Regions from separate parts of the Homo sapiens genome. Here region 2 is linked to region 1. The links are chromatin contacts, found by Hi-C or POLR2A ChIA-PET in ENCODE. All regions are on one chromosome and are shown on one strand. Each heading gives the region's core, a stretch centred on a gene start or an enhancer-like site at or near the end of the contact. The rest is flanking DNA. Distances are from core to core; before and after follow the strand shown.

Region 1 (4,381 bases), core at 1,525-4,024:
TGCTTAAAGACATTTTTATTTTCACCGTGAAATAGCTTTCTTACCAAATAATACAGTGTGTGGCTAATTTACCCTTCAGGGTCCTTAAATTAACTAAAGTTCATTTTTTGTTCAATTTTCATAGGAGAAAATTATTGCACAAATTTTGCAGAAAGGTTCAAAATGTTCTCCTTGGCTGTTTGGAACAATGACATCGAGGAGATTAAACTGCTCAGTAATTCACTGCTTTAGTTATTTCTGGTTGAAATATAATGTGCTATAATGTACAGTGAGTTGTGTATAGGAAGCAAGGTTGTTTCTTGCGTAATTCTACTCCATTACTATTCCATAGCCTTATATGTAGGATTTCACAAATTCTATGTTGCCCAAACCAGTTCATTTTCTATAGATTCTTGGATATGCAATTTGAAGTATACAAAACCATGCAGATTCTAAGAGTGGTGGACACACATATAAGAAAGATATGATTGTGCAGATGATGGATGTGACTGCAGTCTGAGAAGAAATATTTGCAGCAAGGAATTGTAGTGCTTACTGTGCCAGGCATTGTCTGAGTCATCTAATTCTCACAACACTATAAGGCATCTTCTCCACTTATCTCCATTTTACAGGTGGAAAAACTGGGGCACAGGGAGATTAATCTACTTGCTCAAAGCTGCTGTGCTCGTGCGGGACAGAGAATGACTTGAGTGCAGTAACTCTGTCTCTAGAGTCTCTTCCCCTAGCTACCTATGCAATGCTGCTCAGACAGCAAGAGAAAAAGAGACAGAAAAAAAAAAAGTCTTTTAAAATTAATATTTGTTCACTGAGGGGCAACGAGTAATAGTCATAAGAGTTTAGTTGAAGAGAATTTTCCCATAAACTCAAGAATGCCAAATGAACTTTATACTGATGATGGGTATGTATAATTCTGGGATACAGTGTCTAGGCTACTTGGCCCTTAAAATTAATATTGACTAAATGTTTAATTGTCTGTTCCATTCTAGACATAAAGATCCCATTAATTCACAACATTTTTTTCCATCTCATGTGATGATGTGGCTAATATTATTATGCTAATTATTTCTAGTTGCTTGGTTTCAAAAACTATGAGACCCGATTCAAATGGTGAATGAGAGTCCTTGGCTCCTTTAGGCCACTAGGGTGCTCCATTGCTCTGAATGGCATCTCAGCGTCTGGTTGAGTTTATCCAGAATAAAGTGAAATCACATGAGCATGTTATTCTCTACTCACTGAAAAAGATCAGGAAGACAGGGTCTTGACAAAAAATGCAGTACATCTCAGAAATCTGGAGAAGAAAGTGGAAGACAGCCAGGCCGAATTAACGAAAATCAGACTCAAAATATTTTTTAAAAATTCAGTTTTATTACATTCTGATACAGTGCATCCTTAGCTTATAAGTTATAAACAGGTACTAAAAATGATGTCAACAAAAAAGCTGTAATGTACAGTATTTCTTTGCATATAGTAGGTGGCTATTAAATAGTTGTTTGAGGTAAAATTTACCTATAAAAGAGCAGTTTGACATACAAATCTATTTGATAGAACTAGCTCTTGTGGCATTTTTACTTAATAAGGATCACATAAGCTAAATGGAAGTCACTATTAATTTCAAATATTTTATTTGATTACATAAATATTCTGAATAAGAACATTATGAGTTTGGAGTGAGAGTATTTTATAAACAATTTTTTTACAATATACTTTTATTCCATAGGGCCATTTGTTTACAAAATAATTGTTTTTCAAGTTTTCCTTATGGAAAATTTCAAACATAGACAAAAGTATAAAGAATAGATTAATGAACCTTCTCTGTGGCCCATCCTATTTCATCTCTACTCCTGCCCATTTCCCTCCTCTGGCACTGGATCATTTTTAAGTGCATCCCAATGTCAAATCAGCCAGGCATGGTGGTTCATGCCTATAATCCAAGCCCTTTGGGAGGTTGAGGTGGAAGGATCGCTTGAGCCCAGGTGTTCAGGACTAGCCCTGGCAAAGTAGCTAACCAGGCCTTGTCTCTACAAAAAAAACAATAATGATAATAAAATAGCCAGGCATGGTGGCATGTGCCTGCGGTCCCAGCTACTTGAGAGGCTGAGGTGGGCAGATCGCTTGAGCCTGGGAAGTGGAGGCTACAGTGGCCGTGGTTGCTCCACTACACTCCAGGTTAGACCACAGAGCAATACACTGCCCAGAAAGAAAGAAAGAAGAGAGAAAGAAAGAAAGAGAGAAAGAGAAAAAGAGAAAGAAAAAAAGAAAGAGAAAAAAGAAAACCAATGTCAAACCATTTAAATAATATATATTTAAATATTTATAAATATTTTATCATAGATGTTCTTTAAGAAGAAAAAAACATTTATTCTTAAGGCATTTTAATAAGTACTCAAACCAATCAATCCATTTCAGTCTTCACGAGCATGAAGCTGCTATTCATGACAAAAGCCTGATTCTCGAAGCCAGGGCGTCATTTTTCACGACACAAACAAAATAATTCTTGGGCTAGCATTCCACCAAGCAATGTGACTCTGCAAATTTCTCCAAGGGAACACTTGCAGACAGCCCCTTCTACTACAGAAAAAAAAAAAAGATTCTAAATATTATATCAGGTAGAACTAACTATGAAAGATCAAAATTCAAAGACACGCAATTGCATCCTAAGTCAATATCATATGGGTTTCAGATGTTTCTATGCCAAATCAAGTGCAGTTACCCATTCATTGTTTAGCGACAAGATGCAGGATGCTTTACAATGACTCAAATGCCCCTGAATTACTCATGGAAACCTGGGATGTGCTCCAGGACGGTGTGTGCAAATTGCTATTCTCTGCTCCTGATGTTTGAAACAGAAGTTCCAACATTATCGTCATTTATTCTCTGACACATCGAAACGAGACTGAAGTATGAGACATTAGTCTGCCTTATGCAAATCTTGACATCCCATAATGGGATGCAGAGCTTAGCATCCCCCAGGCTTCTTGCCTATGTGCGGGTCTTGTAGTGTTTTATCCTGTCTGAAGCAGTTAAATCTTTTTCACTCCCCTTGATGATTTCTCCCCACAGTGATTTATTTGTGTGTGGGGAGTTGGGGGTGGGAGTGCTCATGAAAATTAGAAAAAGTGTGGAAGATAATTTACTGAGGTGCTCTTCTGCTGATGATCTGTGACTGTCTGAATTCTTGTCTCATACAAAGTGGGGCGCTCCTCTGCATTCCAGAACCATTTTAAATCAATGCATAATTTTCCTCATTTTCCAAACGAGTAAGTCCTTTGGGGAAACTAGATTAACACCCCCAGAGAAGGGGGGTCTCCATTTATCACTAAGTGGACATTAAGCAAGCAGGAGCTGTGTGAAGTTTCTTCCTTTGCCATGTTAATAGACCTGGGCTTGACAAGAAGAGAATATGTCTCTTTGGAAGAAAAGGATTTTTTTTCTAATTTCTTTGCCTCTCTGTAGTAGCCAAGAGTGCTTGTGCCTGAGACTTGCAGCTATATATTTCATTGTTTTTAATCCCCTAAATGTCTAGTAGAAATAATACTGTGTTCATCTACACTTCGAAATGAACTTTCAATGTTAATAAATGTATCAGTAACCAAATTTATCTATGTTAAGAGCACAAAGCTCTTTGTTCCCTATATTAATTAGAAATATATATTTTTAATGCCTAAGGATTTGTTGTGAATGTTTGTGACATTTTTCTCACAACTTGTAGCGCTTTCTCTATATAAATGCCCAATAATTCATACAGGGAAATTGTGCAAGCAGGAGGCCTATAAACCAGACTTGCACTAACTTGTGGAGCTAATTCCCTTACAGTCATCCAATAAGCATGTACTTAATGTAAGCACAGGGATTGCTACTGGAAATCCAAAACACTGATAAACAAATCTGGCATTGCCTCTGCCCTCTCACAGACCATATAAGAGACAGAAGGTGCATCCACTTTCAGTGAAAGAAATTCCAAAGAGGAGAGAATTTCTAACCTGAGGGCCATAAACCACTCGTGGATTCGTAGTTGAGCTCCAAGTGGCCCATGAGCCCCCATGGTATACATGCCACTTGTTTGGGCAGAGGCTTCATAAGCTTTATCGGATCCTCCCAAAATGTCAGTGACGTGGGAAAAGTGAGGAGCCGCTGCAGGAGATGTGCACACACGGCATTTTCTGCAGCCAGAAGAAGAAAGAGGTAAATGCCTGAGAGAATCTGAGGGCCTTGCAACCAGAGCTGGCAGAAGGGCAAGAGGAATGTTAGAGGCGGATGATGGGTGGATGGAGCTCTCTAGGTGCAGAAGTCAGGGTAATAGACACTGCAGGCCAATGGATGAATATAGGTTGAGACATGAAACTTCAGGGTGTGTGGTTCCTTTAGAATATAGCCATGCATT
Region 2 (4,101 bases), core at 797-3,296, 160 kb after region 1:
GTATTTATCATGATTGCATGTCGCAGGGCAGGATTTTGCAGGGTGGACCCTGAGTCTATGATTTGGATGCACTTGATTTATTAAGGGCATGTTTCCATGGGGTCTTGTGAGGCAGGGAGAGAACAGGACAGAGATGGGAAGGCAGGCAGGCAGGGGAGTGATGCCGAAGGTTGCTTCCTTTGGGAGACTTGGGAGGACAAACTATGCCTCTGGGTTTTCCCAGGTCTTGCACAGAAAGTTCTTCAGGATGTCACCTATTCTGGTTGGGAGGTAATGGTGTGGCAGCTGAATGCTGTATTGCCTTCTCCAGCTCAAGATGCAGGGGGAAGAGTGACCCCCTTCACCAGCAGCTTGGGAGGCGGGGGGAGCAGAGCCTTTATTGCAAAGGTTAACCCTGTGTTGGGTTTTGTAGGATTAACCGGGGCTATAAAAGACAAAAATTGTGGGGACGGAATTTCAGGGACAGAGCAGAGCATGTGCTTATCCAAAATGATCGGTTTCAAGCCTGACTGCACCTTAGGATCACATGGGAAGCCCTAAAAATGTAGACCCTGAGCCCTGCCATCAAAATCTAAGACTGATTACTTTACACATTGGTAATTTTTTTTTCTTTGAGACAGAGTCTCACTCTGTTGTCCAAGCTGGAGAGCAGTGGCGTGATCTCAGTTCACTGCAACCTCTGCCTCCTGGGTTCAAGTGATTCTCCTCCTTCAGTCTCCCAAGTAGCTGGGACTACAGGAATGTGCCACCACACCAGCTAACTTTTTATGTATTTTTAGTAGAGATGGGGTTTCACCATGTTAGCCAGGATGGTCTTGATCTCCTGACCTCATGGTCCGCCCACCTCAGCCTCCCAAAGTGCTTGGATTAGAGGTGTGAGCCACTGCACCTGCCCACGTTGGTAATTGTTAAAGCTCTCAATGATTTGTCTGTGTTGTCAAGGTTGAGGATCGGTATAACAAAACTCTGAAGCAACAGAGCATTTTTTGAGAACTAAAATAGTTTAGTAGTGAAGCACGTGGTGGTGGTGGTGTGTGTGTGTGTGTGTATTTATGTGCGTCTATAATGGAATACCTTGCATGATACTGTTTTATATGTTATATTCAGTTGCATTTTGTACATAAATAATTTTGGCAGAGCTACCCATATAGATACAGAATAAAAGTATTTCAAATCCAATTCAATTTTTATGGTTTTTTTTCAAAAAGGCTATTATTTTATTCAACACTCATTAAACTCCTCCTTTCATAAATCTGGTCATATTTATACTCAGTTAAGTACTTGACTACTAAATTGTATTATTCTCTAATTACTTCTTGCCCACAAATCTTCTTGTTCAGGTTATAAGTTCTATTAGAGAAGCATGACGCCATCATATTTTTCTTGAGTTCTCCATGACCAGGCCCTCACTGAGGGAGGGGGGCACCCTCTTTCCTGGGGGCCAGTGAGGAGTCTGACAGGTTGTAGATCTACCTAAGATTTCCAGTCTGTAATTCAGCATATTGCATCCAAATAAAGTATCTCATTTTAGAAAAAGACACCATTTTAGGAAAAGATGGCAGCAATTTGATGATTGGCCTCCTTCGTTTTAAAATAATTTATAAGTTTTAGGTGAAAAGCTAGAGGTCCTAGTTGCTTTAGTATGACAGCTATAAAACCCTGCTTATCCGGACAACATTAAAGACACAACTGTGGCTGTCTGTGTTTTGGTCAATCACTTTTTCTGGTAGTGTCAAACCTGTGTTATTATCTACCACATGCCCCATGTTGTAGAGCTGTGTTTACATTGTGCTAAATTAAGCAGCAGTTGGGCAAATACTTGCACAATATGATCAATAACTATACTTAATACAGTCACTACTTGGTAATATTGTCAGAAAATTTAATTTGTTCTTAGCGGAAGAAAATAATTGGCTTTGCCATATTGCCTAGCATAATTTGGAAGAAAGTGTGCAGGTGTAGTTAGCAACCTATGCAGAACGATCAATCAGACTCACAGCTGAAGGACCTTGGTGAGATGACGTCATTGTACAGATCCAAAACGCTGCACGAGACGACCTTGGTTCCCATCATTTTCCAGCCCTAGCGGTGTGCTCTAAAGAGCTAACGTTTATCTTAACTGTTTTGAATTCAGCTCAGTAGGAGATCTCACTGAAGGAACAGGCAAACAGCGCAACTTCCTCTGATAAGGTAAATATTGTGTTAAGATAATTGTTAACTTTGGAATGAGCACCACTGCAGGGTATGTTTAACCGCCAGCCCAAACTGTACACACCTCTCTCATTAAGCAAACCTCCCCTCCTCACAACACAAGGCTGCTGAGAGCAAACTAAGTACAAATAGGCCTGATTCCATGTTACAGTAAAGCCCTGGATCATATTCAGGATGAAGTGTGGGAAATTTTTCACCTTAGTACCAAAAGTGTCCCCAACGGTTTAAAGAATATTTAATTAATAATGACAACCATTATTTGAGGACATACAGTCTGCAAGGCCTGTCCTGCCCTTTACAAATAGCTTACATTTTACTTCTCAAAACAATCACAAACATAAAAGTCCTGAGAGAATATGTAACAGGTCAAATGCCTCCTGCACCAAGAAGTCTCCTGGGATGTTCCATGGATCAGACAGGCTGCCCCTCTTGGGACATTTCATGGCCCTGTCACCCTCCTCATGCACTGAATGCATCTGTGACCATACTTCTACCCTGAACTGTAATTATTTGTCTTTCATCATTATAATTCAAACTCCAGGAGACAGATGATTGCATCTTTTTGAGAGTCAGATGTTACTTTTTAAGTCTGCCTGGAGACTCTCCTTCAAGAATTGCCCCCTCCCCCTCCCTCTCCCCCGCCCTCTCCCTCGTCTCCCACTTTCCACGGTCTCCCTCTGATGCCCAGCTGAGGCTGGACTGTACTGCCGCCATCTCGGCTCACTGCAACCTCCCTGCCTGATTCTCCTGCCTCAGCCTGCCGAGTGCCTGGGATTGCAGGCACACGCCGCCACGCCTGACTGGTTTTTGTATTTTTTTGGTGGAGACGGGGTTTCCCCATGTTGGTCGGGCTGGTCTCCAGCTCCTGACCGCAAGTGATCTGCCCGCCTGGGCCTCCCGAGGTGCCGGGATTGCAGACGGAGTCTCGCTCACTCAGTGCTCAATGTTGCCCAGGCTGGAGTGCAGTGGCGTGATCTCGGCTCGCTAAAACCTCCACCTCCCAGCCGCCTGCCTTGGCCTCCCAAAGTGCCCAGATTGCAGCCTCTGCCCGGCCGCCATCCCGTCTGGGAAGTGAGGAGCGTCTCTGCCTGGCCGCCCATCGTCTGGGACGTGAGGAGCCCCTCTGCCCGGCCGCCCAGTCTGGGAAGTGAGGAGCACCTCTTCCCGGCCGCCATCCCGTCTAGGAAGTGAGGAGCGTCTCTGCCCGGCTGCCCATCGTCTGAGATGTGGGGAGCACCTCTGCCCCGCCACCCCGTCTGGGATGTGAGGAGTGCCTCTGCCCGGCCGCCCCGTCTGGGATGTGAGGAGTGCCTCTGCCCAACTGCCACCCCGTCTGGGAGGTGAGGAGTGTCTCTGCCCGGCCACCCTGTCCCAGAAGTGAGGAGCCCCTCCGCCCAGCAGCCACCCCGTCTGGGAAGTGAGGAGCGTCTCTGCCTGGTCACCCATCGTCTGGGAAGTGAGGAGCGTCTCCGCCCGGCAGCCGCCCCGTCCAGGAGGTGGGGGGCAGCCCTCGCCCGGCCAGCTGCCCCATCCGGGAGGGAGGTGGGGGGCAGCCCCCGCCCGGCCGCCCCGTCTGGGAAGTGAGGAGCCCCTCTGCCCTACCGCCACCCCGTCTGGGAGGTGTACCCAACAGCTCATTGAGAACGGGCCATGACGACGATGGCGGTTTTGTCAAATAGAAAAGGGGGAAATGTGGGGAAAAGAAAGAGAGATCAGATTGTTACTGTGTCTGTGTAGAAAGAAGTAGACATAGGAGACTCCATTTTGTTCTGTACTAAGAAAAATTCTTCTGCCTTGGGATGCTGTTAATCTATAACCTTACCCCCAACCCCATGCTCTCTGAAACATGTGCTGTGTCCACTCAGGGTTAAATGGATTAAGGGCGGTGCA

The links. Hi-C counts contacts between places; a loop is a spot of excess contacts on that map. ChIA-PET counts read pairs that join two places held with the same protein, here RNA polymerase II (POLR2A). Pooled maps may share reads with other maps.
Region 2: a map of Caco-2 shows a loop between it and region 1 (2.6-fold over the local background). The contact joins two enhancer-like sites. A Hi-C loop is called at or near these places in 1 of 168 maps with a recorded cell type or tissue (Caco-2) and 1 of 50 pooled maps. POLR2A ChIA-PET finds 5 or more read pairs at or near these places in 2 of 52 experiments (GM12878 and OCI-LY7).

What each region holds. Positions count from the first base shown.
Region 1 is chr13:109,144,602-109,148,982 of GRCh38, forward strand. All of the region lies in intron 32 of MYO16 (myosin XVI), which reads left to right. LOC105370356 (a long non-coding RNA gene) reads right to left here. Exons shown (of 5, transcript XR_931717.3): 4 at 3,981-4,160; 5 at 2,356-2,568. Among named protein-coding and RNA genes, the nearest start is that of MYO16-AS1, 21 kb to the right of the region's middle. Within about 2 kb of position 2,775, at least 4 of the 41 ENCODE cell types and tissues checked have a DNase peak (open chromatin) inside an H3K27ac peak, as active enhancers do.
Region 2 is chr13:109,308,050-109,312,150 of GRCh38, forward strand. No RefSeq gene overlaps it. Among named protein-coding and RNA genes, the nearest start is that of LINC00370, 28 kb to the left of the region's middle. Within about 2 kb of position 2,047, at least 2 of the 41 ENCODE cell types and tissues checked have a DNase peak (open chromatin) inside an H3K27ac peak, as active enhancers do.